3 separate regions of the Homo sapiens genome follow, and all the other regions are linked to region 1. Evidence: chromatin contacts called from ENCODE Hi-C data. All regions are on one chromosome and are shown on one strand. Each heading gives the region's core, a stretch centred on a gene start or an enhancer-like site at or near the end of the contact. The rest is flanking DNA. Distances are from core to core; before and after follow the strand shown. Region 1 holds the start of PPM1J-DT (PPM1J divergent transcript). Region 2 holds the start of BCAS2 (BCAS2 pre-mRNA processing factor). Region 3 has its middle 170 kb from the start of TRIM33.

What was found. Hi-C counts contacts between places; a loop is a spot of excess contacts on that map. Pooled maps may share reads with other maps.
Region 2: a loop to region 1 is called in a pooled map, with 6 times the contacts of the local background. The contact joins the promoter of BCAS2 here to the promoter of PPM1J-DT in region 1. A Hi-C loop is called at or near these places in 9 of 50 pooled maps.
Region 3: a map of B cell shows a loop between it and region 1 (7-fold over the local background). The contact joins the enhancer-like site here to the promoter of PPM1J-DT in region 1. A Hi-C loop is called at or near these places in 2 of 168 maps with a recorded cell type or tissue (B cell and naive thymus-derived CD4-positive, alpha-beta T cell) and 7 of 50 pooled maps.

Annotation. Positions count from the first base shown.
Region 1 is chr1:112,712,716-112,717,632 of GRCh38, reverse strand. PPM1J-DT (PPM1J divergent transcript) reads right to left here and starts at 2,022. Exons shown (of 2, transcript XR_947714.4): 1 at 1,870-2,022; 2 at 1-1,182. PPM1J (protein phosphatase, Mg2+/Mn2+ dependent 1J) reads left to right here and starts at 2,301. Exons shown (of 10, transcript NM_005167.7): 1 at 2,301-2,657; 2 at 4,022-4,136; 3 at 4,602-4,889. The coding sequence starts at 2,332. RefSeq lists enhancers at 1,952-2,246, 3,211-3,270 and a silencer at 1,961-2,750.
Region 2 is chr1:114,578,908-114,583,824 of GRCh38, reverse strand. BCAS2 (BCAS2 pre-mRNA processing factor) reads left to right here and starts at 2,210. Exons shown (of 7, transcript NM_005872.3): 1 at 2,210-2,326; 2 at 2,434-2,526. The coding sequence starts at 2,234. DENND2C (DENN domain containing 2C) reads left to right here. Exons shown (of 21, transcript NM_001256404.2): 21 at 1-975. It overlaps LOC105378914 (a long non-coding RNA gene), which reads right to left and starts at 1,982. Exons shown (of 3, transcript XR_947719.4): 1 at 1,426-1,982; 2 at 1,187-1,300.
Region 3 is chr1:114,343,428-114,348,344 of GRCh38, reverse strand. No RefSeq gene overlaps it. Among named protein-coding and RNA genes, the nearest start is that of TRIM33, 170 kb to the left of the region's middle. RefSeq lists an enhancer at 2,199-2,699. Within about 2 kb of position 2,089, at least 21 of the 41 ENCODE cell types and tissues checked have a DNase peak (open chromatin) inside an H3K27ac peak, as active enhancers do.

The DNA.
Region 1 (4,917 bases), core at 773-3,272:
CTGAGATAAAGGGGCCTGTCTTGAGGCTGTCCAGTCCCCCTCCTTGGTTCAAGCTTCACACTCCCCCAGCAGGGCCAGCCACTAAGCAGAGTCTCACTCTTCACAGAGAAAAACATCCCACAAGTCTGCTTCTTCATACCCCATCCCCTTTTCTCTCTCACTTTCCGCTGCCTCAGGGATGAGTAGAGGTGATGACCTCACCAGGTTCTGGGGCAGTCTGAGGATGGAGGAGGCATAATGGTGCCAGGAATAGGAGGTGAGAGGTTCAGGGAGGAGGAGCCTTAGGATTAGGCCATGGCTGGGGGCTGTTCTGGAGCCCCAGGGAGCTGTTATTCTCCCTGCTGATCATCTGGTGCTGGGGCTGGGGGGGTCTCTTGGCTTAGCTTTGCGGACAGCTTGCAGCCACACCATGGTGGGTGCTAGAAAGGGCAGGGAATAGGGAGCTGGGTGACACGAAGAAGTGGTAAGTAAACTGTCCCAGAAACACTGAATAATAAAAACAACCAGGAGTTATATTTGTTTCTTCAGTTGCTGGCTTGCTGCTGCTGTTATTTATCTGAGAGTTGGTTCCAGTTTTTCTCAAATAGCAGGGGAAAACCTATAGAAGCAGCCTGTTCTTTGTCCCCGTCTTCTTTTGCTGCTCTATTTGCCTTGGGGTCTGTTTTTTTTCTCTCCTGTGACTTCTTTTCCTCTGTCTCTCTCTGCCTAAAGCTCAGGTGTAACAAAGCAGGCATAGTAAGTCTACCAACCTGAAGGACCACTGTGGGATCTTTATTTGGAAGCTGCCAAGAAAGTCATCCCTTCTGGGGACACAGTTTAGCCTGGGGAACAAAGTGGTATGTGGTCAGGAAGCACCTGGCCGACAGAGCCCAGAAAAGTTCCAGCCGTGAACTGGGTGCCGTAGTCCCTGATGGCTACTTCCAACTTGCTTGAGGGCCACAACGGCGTTGTCCCCATTTGAGATGTGTGGATGGGTGGTGTCTGTGGATACCTAGCGATCAACTTTCTGATAGGAGGTTTAGAGACAGAGCTCTTGTGGCATCAGGTCAGTACCACCCTCTCCCAGAGGGGAGAAGTTAGGAAGAACGGGCAGCCAACCAGGCATTGGGCTCTGTCCTGGTCTTCCAGTGAGTGTGCTTTTACTCTTCTTAGGCAAGGGCTTAGCCTGGCCTCTGTCTCCCCCTGGCGGTAGACACAGAACTTGCTCAGCATTCCCGGACTGCTCTCAGCCCTGGCCCTAAGAGAAGGATGGGAGGGGAGGAACCCCCACTCCTCTCTCTGCCATTGATCTCCTTTCTAGCCCTTCCTCCCTGATCCGGAGAAGTAAGCTTGGTTCTTAAGACAGAGCAGGTTTGAATGTCAGGAGGCCGACATAGGTGTGAATCTTTCACTTGACCGTGTGACCTCCTGGGGCAAGTCACGGTAAAATGACAGGAAGCGTCCCGTCCTGCCTCATCCGTGAAACTGACAGAAAAAAAACCATCTTGAAGGATTGGTGTGCAGTATAAATAACCTAATACTGTATGGAACGTGCTTTGTAAAGGGTCTAGTATGCAGTACTTCTTCAATAAATAGTATTTGTTATGTTGTTATTATCCTATTAATAGCTTGTCCTGCTGTGGTCAGGGAAGGTCTGCATTGTGGGAAAGACCTGGGTTCTGAGAGAGAAAGGAGGGTGGGAGTAGCAACCGCTCTCCCAGATCTAGAGGTGGTCTTCACGGGGAACAGCGCATCAGGAGCCCAGGAATCTACCCCGGCTCCTGATTCCGGGGTGGTCGGCTGCAGCCTGCGTCATTAATCCCGCAACCCCACCCGGTACCAGCTTGCCCGCTCTCGCTCCAGCAGCCCCATCCAGAGGTGGTGTCACACCTGGCGCCTCATACCCAGCGGCTCCCAAGCGCCTGTTTTGCTCTGAGGTCATTAGCTCCATGGCTCTCTGGGCTGGCTGGCCACACCGAACCGAGAGCGAGGAGACCGCACCCCCTTGTCCCTCAGCCCCCGTCACAATGGAGACATTCTAGCTGTGTCTAATCTAGCGCACGGCTGAAATAAGGTTTCCTTCTCTCCGCCCCCTTCCCACAGCAACAGAACCTACCCCTAAGAAACGGAGGCGGGGCCAAGCCGGAATGGGGCGGGGCAGAGGCCGGGGACCCGTGGGCCGGTTCCTGGGGTGGCCCAGAGCAAGGGCAAGTTTCGCCCGGGACCCGCCCAGCTGGCCGGGAGCCAGTAGCAGGGAAGGGCCGGCTGGCGCGAGCACCGCCCACGCGGAGCCATGGGGGCGGGGCCTGGGCGGGGGCGGGGCCGCGGCCGAGGGCGGGGCAGGGAGGCAGCATGCTAAACCGGGTGCGCTCGGCCGTGGCGCACCTGGTGAGCTCCGGGGGCGCTCCGCCTCCGCGCCCCAAATCCCCGGACCTGCCCAACGCCGCCTCGGCGCCGCCCGCCGCCGCTCCAGAAGCGCCCAGGAGCCCTCCCGCGAAGGCTGGGAGCGGGAGCGCGACGCCCGCGAAGGCTGTTGAGGCTCGAGCGAGCTTCTCCAGACCGACCTTTCTGCAGCTGAGCCCCGGGGGGCTGCGACGCGCCGATGACCACGCGGGCCGGGCTGTGCAAAGCCCCCCGGACACGGGCCGCCGCCTGCCCTGGAGCACAGGCTACGCCGAGTGAGCGCCCCCTGGGGCACCCAAACCAGGATGGGGCTCCCACCCCTCTCCCCAGCTCCGCATCCCCGGCGCTAGGACGCGTTCCCCACGCCGCGTCCGGGCCAGGAGCTCCCTTTTCCGTGGACCTTTGCTATCCTCTGGTCTTCGGGCCGCACCCCCTCCCAACCCATTTTCCAGTGGGGGGCAGCCTGTGTCACCTTCTTCACGTCCTTCCCGCTCATTGACTGCCCTCGCCCACGCCGCCTCAGGACCCTGTTCTGCCCCAGAGCCCGGAGGGCGGAGAGCCCGGCGAAGGATGAGTTGGCCAGTTCCCCGTCGCGGCCCGGCAGCTTAAAGGCTAAGGGAAAAGGGGTTTCACGAAGGAGCGGGGTTCTTTTTAATAGGGGACATAGCGGTTGGGAAGACTCGCTCACCCGCTTCCCGGCTCCAGCGCCCCAGTTCCCTGTCCCTCTTACCGTAGTTCCCCTCCCCCTCCACACCCAGAAATAGCCCGCGACACCAGGAGGCCGCCAGCTTCCCCAGGAGCGGGGAGGGGGACGCCCGGGGTAGAGGAGGGTCCCATTTAGATGCCCTTCAGCCTGCCAACTCGTGCTGGCCTGGCAAAGAAGCGGACCCCCTGCCCGGAGCGGCCGGCTGGCCCCCGGGCTGTGTGTATTTTAAATGCATCTGCCGGGAACGCAGAGCACCGAGGGAGATGGGGGCGCTCAGTTCGCTGAGGAAGGTGGCTGGTGGCCCATGGACCCACCACCACCTCCCTTAGCCTCCTGTGTGGGAGGAGTTTATGGGTATGTGGCTCCTGCCCAGTCCAGGTGGGCTTTCACTTCTACTCTATTTCAGTTCCTCTTTCCCGATCTGGGCTGGAGAGCTTCCTCATTGTTAAGGCAGCAGAAACTTTCGCTGGATGGTTTTAGGATAAGGGTGGGTGTGCCCATGAGGATGAGGTGCTGGGGACAAGGCACTGGGAGAGTTGATAGTGGTTGAGGGTGGGATGTAGGGTCTAGCTAGCAGGGAAGTAAAACTTCTGCTACCAACTAGCCCCTCCCCCAGAAGCACCACTAGGAATGCCTTTTTCTTTTTTCTTTTTTTTTTGCCAGGGATGGGGGAAGTGAGGCAGGCAGGGGACATAGCGGTTGGCCAGAAGCTCCTGCTGGCCTTTCTGTGAAGTGGTAGGGCTGGCCACCCAAACAGTACTCCTTACACCTTGCCAGCCCTCCCTTCTCCTCCTCCCTCTGGCCTGGATCCCAGGTGGCTGTGACCTTTCTCAGCTTGGCCAGCGGGCGCAGGAGACGGTGTGTGTCTAAGGTGGGGGTTATTCCAGGACCTGGTCTGGTGTCCAACCTGATGTGGTCATTCTGGCCTGGCAGGGTCATCAATGCTGGCAAGAGTCGGCACAATGAGGACCAGGCTTGCTGTGAAGTGGTGTATGTGGAAGGTCGGAGGAGTGTTACAGGAGTACCTAGGGAGCCTAGCCGAGGCCAGGTAAGACCCATCCCCTTTCCCAGAGACACAGTGACACCTCTCCCCAGGGACTCAGGCCTCTGGTTTTAAATCTGAGCCATGCGGAAGACCTGATGAACTCACTGGCTATCTACCTTCTGGCACAGAACCTTTACCTGGTATTCATCAGTTAGATTCTACCATGTAAGCATGAATGTTACTTTCCCACCTAAAATGTAGAGGCTCACATATTTATGGATGATTTAATTGCCAGTGCTGAGTTTTGGATCTGTTATCCTCTGAGTTTGGGTTTTTGAGCCTTTCCTTTCTCTTGACACATACGAAGCCTTATGTGAATAAACCTAATTTGCCTTCAGTAGCAAACACTGACCTCTCAGATGTTTGTATGGATGCCCAGAGTCTTGTTATTCACCTTGCATAACACACACACACACACACACACACACACACACAAACAAAACTCACCTCCAACTTTTCCTCCACCAGGGACTCTGCTTCTACTACTGGGGCCTATTTGATGGGCATGCAGGGGGCGGAGCTGCTGAAATGGCCTCACGGCTCCTGCATCGCCATATCCGAGAGCAGCTAAAGGACCTGGTAGAGATACTTCAGGACCCTTCGCCACCACCCCTCTGCCTCCCAACCACTCCGGGGACCCCAGATTCCTCCGATCCCTCTCACTTGCTTGGCCCTCAGTCCTGCTGGTCTTCACAGAAGGAAGTGAGCCACGAGAGCCTGGTAGTGGGGGCCGTTGAGAATGCCTTCCAGCTCATGGTGAGTGGGTGACCTGGGCCAAGAGCCT
Region 2 (4,917 bases), core at 961-3,460, 1.9 Mb before region 1:
TTTTTTTTTTTTTTTTTGAGATGGAGTTTCGCTCTTTTTGCCCAGGCTGGAGTGCAATGGTGTGATCTCGGCTCACTGCAACCTCCGCCTCCCGGCTTCAAGCAATTCTCCTGCCTCAGCCTCCTGAGTAGCTGGAATTATAGGCACCCGCCACCACACCTGGCTAATTTTGTACTTTTAGTGGAGACGGGGGTTTCACCATGTTGGCCAGGCTGGTCTCGAACTCCTGACCTCAGGTGATCCACCCACCTTGGCCTCCCAAAGTGCTGGGATTACAGGCATGAGTCACTGCACCCGGCCTGTGTGTGTGTGTGTGTGTGTGTGTGTGTGTTTTCAAACTCATGGGCAAATTCAAGTTCAGATGGTGCACTTTTCATTGATTAATGTTATAGCAAATGTCAGTTTGTTTTCTTCAGTTTCTGCTGATGGTTTTAACTGGCACAGAAAGTATTTATTCAACCTTACAAAACTGTGTAAGTTGTATTGTGATACAGTTTATTGACTTGTACAGTATTGTCATTACAACCCATTCAGGTATGCATGAATCTGAAGCAGAACACCATTTAAGACTGGTGCTGTATAATATAATTCCTACAGATGTGGGTCCAGGGAATAGAACTGAGCCTGTCTTTTTTTTAATGTTAAGCAGGTTACCCCCAGTGGGGCTTCTACTAGACATCTCTCCATTTGGTCTCTTCTTACACTCCAACCCAGCAGGAACAGTTAATAATTGGATGTTTATAAAATGGGGGTAAAAGGGTTTACTGTGATGGATCCTGGCTATCCCTCTAGGAGGAGACCTTTGCTTCAGCAATGGTGTCTTCATCCTCGCAGCCTGAAGCTGCTTCATTTCCTTAGGTCTGTTGTGTTTTCTGTAAAGTGTTAGGAATTCTGGATATTTTTGTAAAAGAATCAAGATTTGTATAAAATGTTGTTTACAGATCTTTTAATGAATAAATACATAAACCCCCCACAGATCCCTTGGAGAATTCTTTAAGATCTTTTATGTCACTTAAATCTATAGCTAGCACATTTACCTAATGGTACTTCGGTAATAAGAATTAGTCTTAGACTGACCAGGCTTAATAACGGAGGTCAACATTTCCAGGCTCTTGGCAGACAAAGGCTGGGTCTAGACTGCACACTGGGCAGGGCATATAGTCTGACAACTTTATTTGGTTTTTACCTGCTTAATCAAAGGGAGGCTGCTTAGTCCAGGAGCCATGCAGAAGAGAGTGCATGGGCAGCAGCTTGAGTGGTTCGGAGGCAGTGAGGAATGCCATTCTATTACCGTTAAGTCCTAAAGGCAAAATGACAGGATTTTTAAGGAACTGAGGTTCCTTTTGATACGCAGACCATAAAGCTTCACAATTTTAATTGGAGACTGGCGCCCAATTCTAGAGTCTCTTTAAAAAATGTACTTACCCAATGCAAAGGTTTTAAGGGCACCGAGGGGGAAGGATAGTTGGGGTACAGCAAGGAAGTAAAAGAGGAATGACCCGGGGTGCAGTGGCTCACGCCTGTATTCCCCACATTTTGGGAGGCCAGGAGTTCGAGGCTAGGCTTGGCAACATAGAAAGGCTCCATCTCTACAAAAAAAATTAAAAATTAGCCAGGCATGGTGGTGTGCACCTCTAGGCCCAGCTACTCGGGAGGCTGAGGTGGAAGGATCGCTTGGGCCCGGGGGGTTGAGGCTGCAGTGAGCTATGATCACGCCACTGCACTCCAACCTGGGCAGCAGAACAAAGACCCTGTGTCTACAATAAAAAAGGAAAAAAGTCTCGCACAGAGGAAGAGAAGATTAAGGGGAGAAGGTGGGAGTAAGCAGAGGTGGGAAACCAGTTTATCTCTCCCCGCCAAATGCTGCAGCCAGTTCCCTCCAAAAGTGTTAAGGGGCTCCCTTTCCAGATATCAATGTTTTGGAGGAAACGAAAAGCCCCAACTTCAAATCGCCGCCATTCGCAGGCAAAAAAAGGGGCAGTAAGCAGAGGACAGGAAATTGAGGCCTTTCGCTGACGCAGACAAGCCAAGACGTTACGTCACGTCCGCCCAAAACAAACCAGCCCGGCAATTTCTAGATACCGGGCGGACCCGCCTTCAAAATTAGCAACTGAGCATGCACTAACGTCAATACGGAGGGAACGTGATTACATCAGTGTCAGGCGCCGGCGTAATTAAATATAACTGAGTTTACGCAGACGCAGAAAACGCAGGCAAACCTGAGGTCCTCAGAATGGCGGGCACAGGTTTGGTGGCTGGAGAGGTTGTGGTGGATGCGCTGCCGTATTTTGATCAAGGTTATGAAGCCCCTGGTGTGCGGGAAGCGGTGAGTGCGGGGTGTCTTTGTAGCTGACTCACTGCTAGCTGGCTCGGTACTGAAAGAAACATGTTACAATTTGCCACTTCTACCCTGGTCCCTATTCTCTTTCTTAGGCTGCAGCGCTGGTGGAGGAGGAAACTCGCAGATACCGACCTACTAAGAACTACCTGAGCTACCTGACAGCCCCGGATTATTCTGCCTTTGAAGTAAGTATGTCTTGAGCCTAGGTGTGAACGAGAATTCCTGTGAACCTTTATTTTGGATTGAGAGCTTTAAATTCCAGTTTTAACCATTGCCTGCATAGCTACTACTTACCTACTGTATAGGTGTCAGTCTATTGAAAACAACTAGATAGATAAGTCTTCTCCGAGGTTCTTATTCTAAGATCCATAGGAAGACTTTCTGGGGCTCCACAACTCACTTAATGCAAAAATTTGTGGCTACCATTCTTTGAGATAGGATCCATGCGTAAATTCTCAAAGGGACCCTCTCCTGCCAAGATTCACTCTACAGCAAGTGATCTAGGGTTTTTTAATATGTATAAGCCTAATTACCTAAGCTCTTTAGAACCACTGGAGAGTGGCATATTAAAGTCTAGTTATTTACCAAATGTATGTGATACGACTGAAAGGACAAACCATATCCAAGTGTATACTACTTTTTTCTCAGCCTTCTCCTTTTTTCTGTAATCTATCCGATGTTTTTATTAACACATTTCTGATTAATGTAGGCAATAATTTTCACTGATATGAATACTTTACAAGTGCTAGGTGCCATTCTAGATTCTGAGATCATAGAGATATATGGGGTTTCTTTTTTAATATATTTTGTTTTCTTTTAATTTTTCTTTTCTTTATTTAAGACAAACATCCTCTCCAAAAAAGATAGGGTTTCTGAATACAGAAAAATACAATACAGTGAGGAGCTAGATATATAAAACAAAAAGTTTACAATAGTATGTATAAATGTGTAATAATATGTAAAGGACCTATAGCGGAGGGTATGTATAAGGACAAGAGGATTAGAGAAGGGAGTGTCCATGATTGCCTAAGGAGTCAGATGCTGTTCTACTCCACACATTGAGTATGATACTATTTTAAATGTATAACCTTGAAGTACACCCAGGATTCTAGTTAGGGTCTAGTTAGCTAAATGAAATGTAAGATATCATTTCTAAATTATTGGATTCAAGTATTTCAGTATGTACAGCTTGGAGGATTTTTTCCCATTATACCTAATCGTTTATTTATGAAAGGATTGTATTATTAAAAGGCAGTATTTAGCTGGGTGTGGTGGCTCACACCTGTAATCCCAGCACTTTAGGAGGCTGAGGTGTGAGGATCACTTGAGACCAGCCTGGGCAACATAGTGAGACCCTTTCTCTACAAAAGAAAAATTAAAAAGTTAGCCAGGCATGATGGCATGCACCTGTAGCCCCAGCTACTCAGGAGGCCAAGGTGGGAGGATCACTTGAGCCTGGGAGTTCAAGACTGCTACAGTGAGCCATGATAATGCCATTGCACTCCAGCCTGGCAATAGAGTGAGACCCTGTCTCAAAGGGAAAAAAAAAAAAAAAGATATTATTTACATTAAAGTAACATGAAAAAATTGTTAGTTAAGTTTGTTGTTGTTTTTGTTTGAGACGGAGTCTCATTACGTCACCCAGGCTGGAGTGCAGTGGTGCCATCTCTGCTCACTGCAACCTCCACCTTCCGGGCTCAAGTGATTCTCCTGCCTCAGCCTCCCGAGTAGCTGGGATTGCAGGTGCCTGCCACCATGCCTGGGTAATTTTTGTATTTTCAGTAGAGACGGGATTTTACCATGTTGGCCAGGCTGGTCTTGAACTCCTGGCCTCAAGTGATCCACCCACCTCAGCCTCCCAAAGTGTTGGGATACAGGTGTAAGCCACCATGCCCAGCCTTGGCTGAGTTTTAAGTAGAAGACGTATGTTCCTATGAACGTGTTTTCCTATGCTTTTTCTAAATATTTGTACCTAGGTGTAGATGTTAACCACATTAAGAACTAAGTACAGTAATGCTTCCTTATTGGACTGATTTCTGAAGGTTTCAGATAACTGCATTCAATCACAGACTTTTTAAAATACTTTTGCCAGTTTTTTTCCTTCTCTCTTAAATACCTTTGTAATTAGTTTACTGATGATTTAATTAGTAAACTCCCAGGTTCAAGTGATTCTCCTGTAATTAGTTTACTGATTATTTAATCCTTTCTTTTTTTGAGACAGAGTCTTGCTCTGGTGCCCAGGCTGGAGTGCAACTCCTCGGCTCACTGCAACCTCTGCCTCCTGGGTTCAAGCCATTCTTCTGCCTCAGCCTCCCAAGTAGTTGGGATTACAGGCACGCACTACCATGCCCAACTAATTTTTGTATTTTTAGTAGAAACGTGGTTTCACCATTGTGGCCAGGCTGGTCTCGAACTCCTGACCTCAAGTGAATCACCTGCCTCGGCCTCCCAAAGTGCTGAGATTACAGGTGTGAGCCACCACACCTGGCATCCTTTCTTAGTAATAGTTGGTAATATTTACTGGGTTCACTGTCTTACTTGGTGCACATAACAGCTCTATAAACTATATAACTATG
Region 3 (4,917 bases), core at 840-3,339, 1.6 Mb before region 1:
TAAATGAGCAAATTTGAAAGCCAACTGACTAAAGTCTTTGAACCACACCACATATACCAGTAAAATACAAATAATATTGGATCTTGAAATACGTACTCTTTCCTTTAGTGGGGAGTCTATTATTAGGTAGAGCTTCCCAGAAATTCCATAGGGTCTTCTCTAGTTCTTTAGTAAAAACACCATTTTGTAATTATTTGATAATTACAATGGATTCATTTATTATATTTCCAAGTCATCAGGTGTGGCATCTGGGGAGAAGTCAAACAAAGGAAGCTGGGAGCTCCCCCACGGTATGAGGCCCTGTGGAGAGAGGAGGCTAATGTAATATTAATAGAACTGGCAGAGCAGGGCAGAATCGGGAACGTATTCAGGGCCTGAGGCTGAGTGGCTGCCTGCAGACGCTGCTTTGGGGTTCCTAAGGCAGGTCATTCAAAGATGACATTCCCTTAAGAAATCATCAGACCACACCTCTCAGTTTGGGGCTTGGAGAATGCAGCTCCTGAGATGGGGTCTGCAGGTCATGATGGGGAGAGGAGTGGGATGGAGCTCAGGGCTGGTTTGGGTGGAAGCTCAGTGCCCAGGGGTTGCCCGTCCACGGCAATGCTCACACCCAACACAGCACATGATGCCTTCTTCTTGGCAATGGCCCTTCTGCTTTCTGTACAATCACAGTCCAGAAGCATTAGAGCTTCACGAAACCTCAGAGATATGGTCAGTCGCCTCCTCAGGGGAGGCACCCAGGGCTAGTGCCCTGCCTAGGGTTTCATAGGTGGTGGCAGGCCCAGGCCCAGAACATACATCTCCAGACGCTGGTCTGAAGTGCTTGCCATCAAGCCTAGTCCTACATCTGCTGGGACCCCAGTGCTGTGGGGAAGGGATCTGGTGCTGTGGGGAAGGGATCTGGTGCTGTGGGGAAGGGATCTGGTGCTGTCCGGAAGAGATCTGGTGCTGTCCATACCCATCCGCGTGTAAATGTTGTGTGGCTGGTACAGTTTAGTAAGGAAAGTGTCAAAGAAAGGCAGTGTGAATATTGGTCTGCGAGGTATCAGCGAGCCAGTAAGCAAAGAACTTGGGAGGTGCGTGCTCTCTCTCTCTCTGACACACACACACACACACACACACACACACACACACACACAGCAAATTTCGGGAGGCAAAAAGCTGTGGGATTGGAGTTGGAGAGCTCAATTTCTGTGAGATCTTAATGAGATGGTTCTGAGAATCTTCAAAAGCTAGACAATTACAAGACACTGGAATTAAAGTTTTGCAAATACCTGAGGGAGAATACTAGCTCAGGCCCTCAAAAGGTAATCACCTGTCCTGAGCAGCCAGGACCGGAGGGTCCTGGGCCAGAAGACCCTCAGGGCAAGGGGCCATTGCAAAGACGATCATGACCATGATTACCGTCATGATTGTTATCCTCGGAGAGGGGCTGCCTGCCACAGGGAATGTGCGATGGTTTCAATCTGAAAACAATCCCTGAGCTGCATGTTCAGGTAAACTCATGCTCTAGAAGCAAGGTGCTGTCGTGCAAGTTGCTGGCACAGCCTTCCGCAGCCTTCTTGCAATTCCGGGCTGCACCCGCGAGGGCTAGCGTCACGGTCCCTCTTCTGAGGCGCGCTGGCGCCCTCTAATGGACACTGCCGAACAGGACGCCACGGCGCTGCTGAGGCGCGATGGCTGCGAGGCCGCTAGGGGCGCTTGCAGGCGGCACAGACTGGTGGAGCCGAGTGACGCGGCCGCCAGAGGTTTGGGCCGATTTTGGAGACCGGTGATTAGGTTTCTTTCTGCCTGATTCAGTCCTGCTAAGTTAAAACGTGCAATAATCCCTTACTGCCAAGGCACACGTTTCTCTGTGTTTCAGGGGTATCAAAAGCATTTGCTAAACAAGTCAAACCCGTCGTTCTTTCGGTCTATTCTATCAGTGCCTGGAGAGGAATCTGGAAGAAGGAGGTGGAGAAGGAAGGAAGGGCGTGGAGGGTGAAGACGGCCCTGTGTTCCCCTGGGCTGGCCCGGCCCTCCTTTCCCAGAGCTTTTCCCCCTCTCGCCGTCACTCCCGGGGGCCCTGGGCCAGGAGGGAAGGGGGATGGAGGGGAGGATGGGATCCCAGGGGAGGGTCTGGGTGCGCGCCCCCACTGCAGGGCAGGTGACTTCGGAGGCGCTGGAGCCAGCGGAGCGCAGGCCTGTCATGCAAGCCGACCCTGCGGTGGGAGGAAAAGCGGTCTCTCGGGGGAAGGCTCCTGGCAGAGGCCTTTCCCTTGATCGGCTCACTTGGCTCTTCTGGCAATGCGGTGCCCTTCGCAGGCAACTTTCCAGGGGTCAGAATCACAGTACGCCAGCCCTGGTTTACTCCCCACAAGCGTCTCAGTCCATCACTCTGCTTTGTGTTGTGCTTGCTCTGAGGCCCAGGCTCATCCTGTACAGGCCTCATCCAGTAGCTCAACATCTGTCTCCATTCCCTCTCCCTGTCCTTTCCCCAGAACCTCCCACCAAGAACGCTGGTCTCCTATTGCTTTCACAATAGGTCTTGATGGCCCAGAAAACCCGAGCGCAACTCTATGGCATCCAAAAATGTGTTCCCCATTACTACAGGCAGGGGAGAGCTGGGTCTTTAAACACCCTGGAGGTGAGGGGCATACACGTGTGCCTTCCTGCCTTAGAGTAGGCGGAATCCTAAGACATTAAAGAAAAGAAAACAAGACAGCTGATTTCTGAATTAAGCCGGATTAAAATTCATACTAAGCTGTACTATTAATTTAAAAAGCTCTTATTTACGGTCTACTAGACACTGGGCACTTTAAATTCAATAAATTATCTCTCTCTCTTTTTTGTTTTTGTTTTTGTTTTTGTTTTTGAGTCGGAGTCTCACTCTGTTGCCCAGGCTGGAGTGCAGTGGCGCGATCTCGGCTCACTCAGCCTCCACCTCCTGGGTTCAAGCGATTTTCTTGCCTCAGCCTCCTGAGTAACTGAGATTATAAGCACGTGCCCCCATGCCCCATGGCTATTTTTTTTTTTTTTGTATTTTTTGTAGAGATGGGGTTTCGCCATGTTGCCCAGGCTGGTCTCTAACTCCTGACCTCAAGTGATCCACCCCCCTTGGCCTCCCAAAGTGCTGGGATTACGGTGTGAGCCACCACGCCCAGCCTAAATTTAATAAATTCTCACAACAAGCAAGTTAAGTACTGTTTTCTCTGTTTTCTACATGAGAAAACTGGTAATCAGAGAGGTTAAAGACTTGTGCAAAACTACACAGCTCTCGATGTCAGTTGAAATAGGTAGGTTATGCTGCCTTAATAAATAGCCCCCATATTCCAGTGGCTCATGTTAAACCAGTCGTGGTTTATTTCCTATAAACATTCCATGTGCCTCACTCTGCTCTGTGCTGTGCTTGCTTGGAGGCCCAGACTAATGGGGCCGCCAGTTGTGGGACATTGCTGGGTGCTGGGTCAGAGACCAGAGAGCTCTGGCGGGTCCCATCAGCAACTGCAGGCTCTGGCCCAAGGGGCAGGTGGGCTTGGCTCACAACTCCCTGCCTGAACAAGATTCTCTACCCTTTCAGCCTCATGGGAACCCAGAGATGCAACTCTACTAAGTGTCCAAGCAGAGACCCCCTGATGCTGGTGGTTAAATCCTTGGTGATTAAAGACGGGACAGAGGGTGGCTTCCCCTCCCTACCTCTGGGTCTCACTCGACTTCCCCTCCCTTCTCCTTTCCTCCCTTCCCCTTCCCGCCCATGTCTCTCCCATCTCTGCTTCTCTCTATATCATAAAACCATTCACAGTTTTCTCATGGGTTAACCCATGAGAAATACAAATAGATGCAAGTTCTCAGGGTGTATTCAATTCATTCTAAATATCACTAAATGAAACTGTCAGTGATGGAAACTACACTGGATAAAATTTGTCACTGAGTAAAACAGAATAAATCTACTTGACCAAATTTACAAAATTTGATTGGAGAAAAAATGGTTACGAAAATTCCCAGTTGCAGATGCTGTAACTGGTAGAATCCATGGGCCAAAAGCTGATGATGAAGCATCTTAGAATTTAAATGAAAAAAATTATTGCCAATGAGAATAATTTCAATAATGTGAAAATGAAAAAATGGAGAAAATTGGAAACTGTTTAACTGCACAGAATGGAAAATGGATTAAGAAATTAAATTGGGGCCAGGTGTGGTGGCTCATGCCTATAATCCCAGCACTTTGGGAGGCCCAGGCAGGCAGATCACTTGAGGTCAGGAGTTCGAGACCTGCCTGGCCAACATGGTGAAATCCCGTCTCTACTAAAAATACAAAAATTAGCCAGATGTGGTAGCACACGCCTGTAATCCCAGCTACTAGGGAGGCTGAGGCAGGAGAATTGCTTGAATCCAGGGGACGGAGGTTGCAGTGAGCCGAGATCATGCCATTGCACTCCAGCCTGGGTGACAGAGTAAGACTCCGTCTCAAAAAAAATAAAAAATAATAAATAAATAAATAAGATAAATAAAATTTTTAAAAAATAAAAATAAGTAAAAATTTTTTAAAAATAAAGTAATGAAATTGGGCCAGGCACAGTGGCTTATGCCTATAATCCCAGCACTTTGGGAGCTGAGGCTGGAGGATCCCTTGAGCCCGGGAGTTGGAGGCTGCAGTGAGCCATGATTGTGCCACTGCACACCAGCCTGAGTGAAGAGTGAGACCCTGTCTCTAAAAAAATAACATATAAATAGGCTCAGGAGCAGTGGCTCATGCCTGTAATCCCAGTACTTTGGGAAGCCAAGGTGGAGGAATCACTTGAGGCCAGGAGTTTGAGACTAGCCTGGGCAACATGGCAAAAACCCGATTCTATGAAAAATACAAAAATTAGCTGGGTGTGGTGGCATGCACCTGTAATCCCAGCTACTCAGGAGGCTCAGGCAGGAGAATCGCTTGAG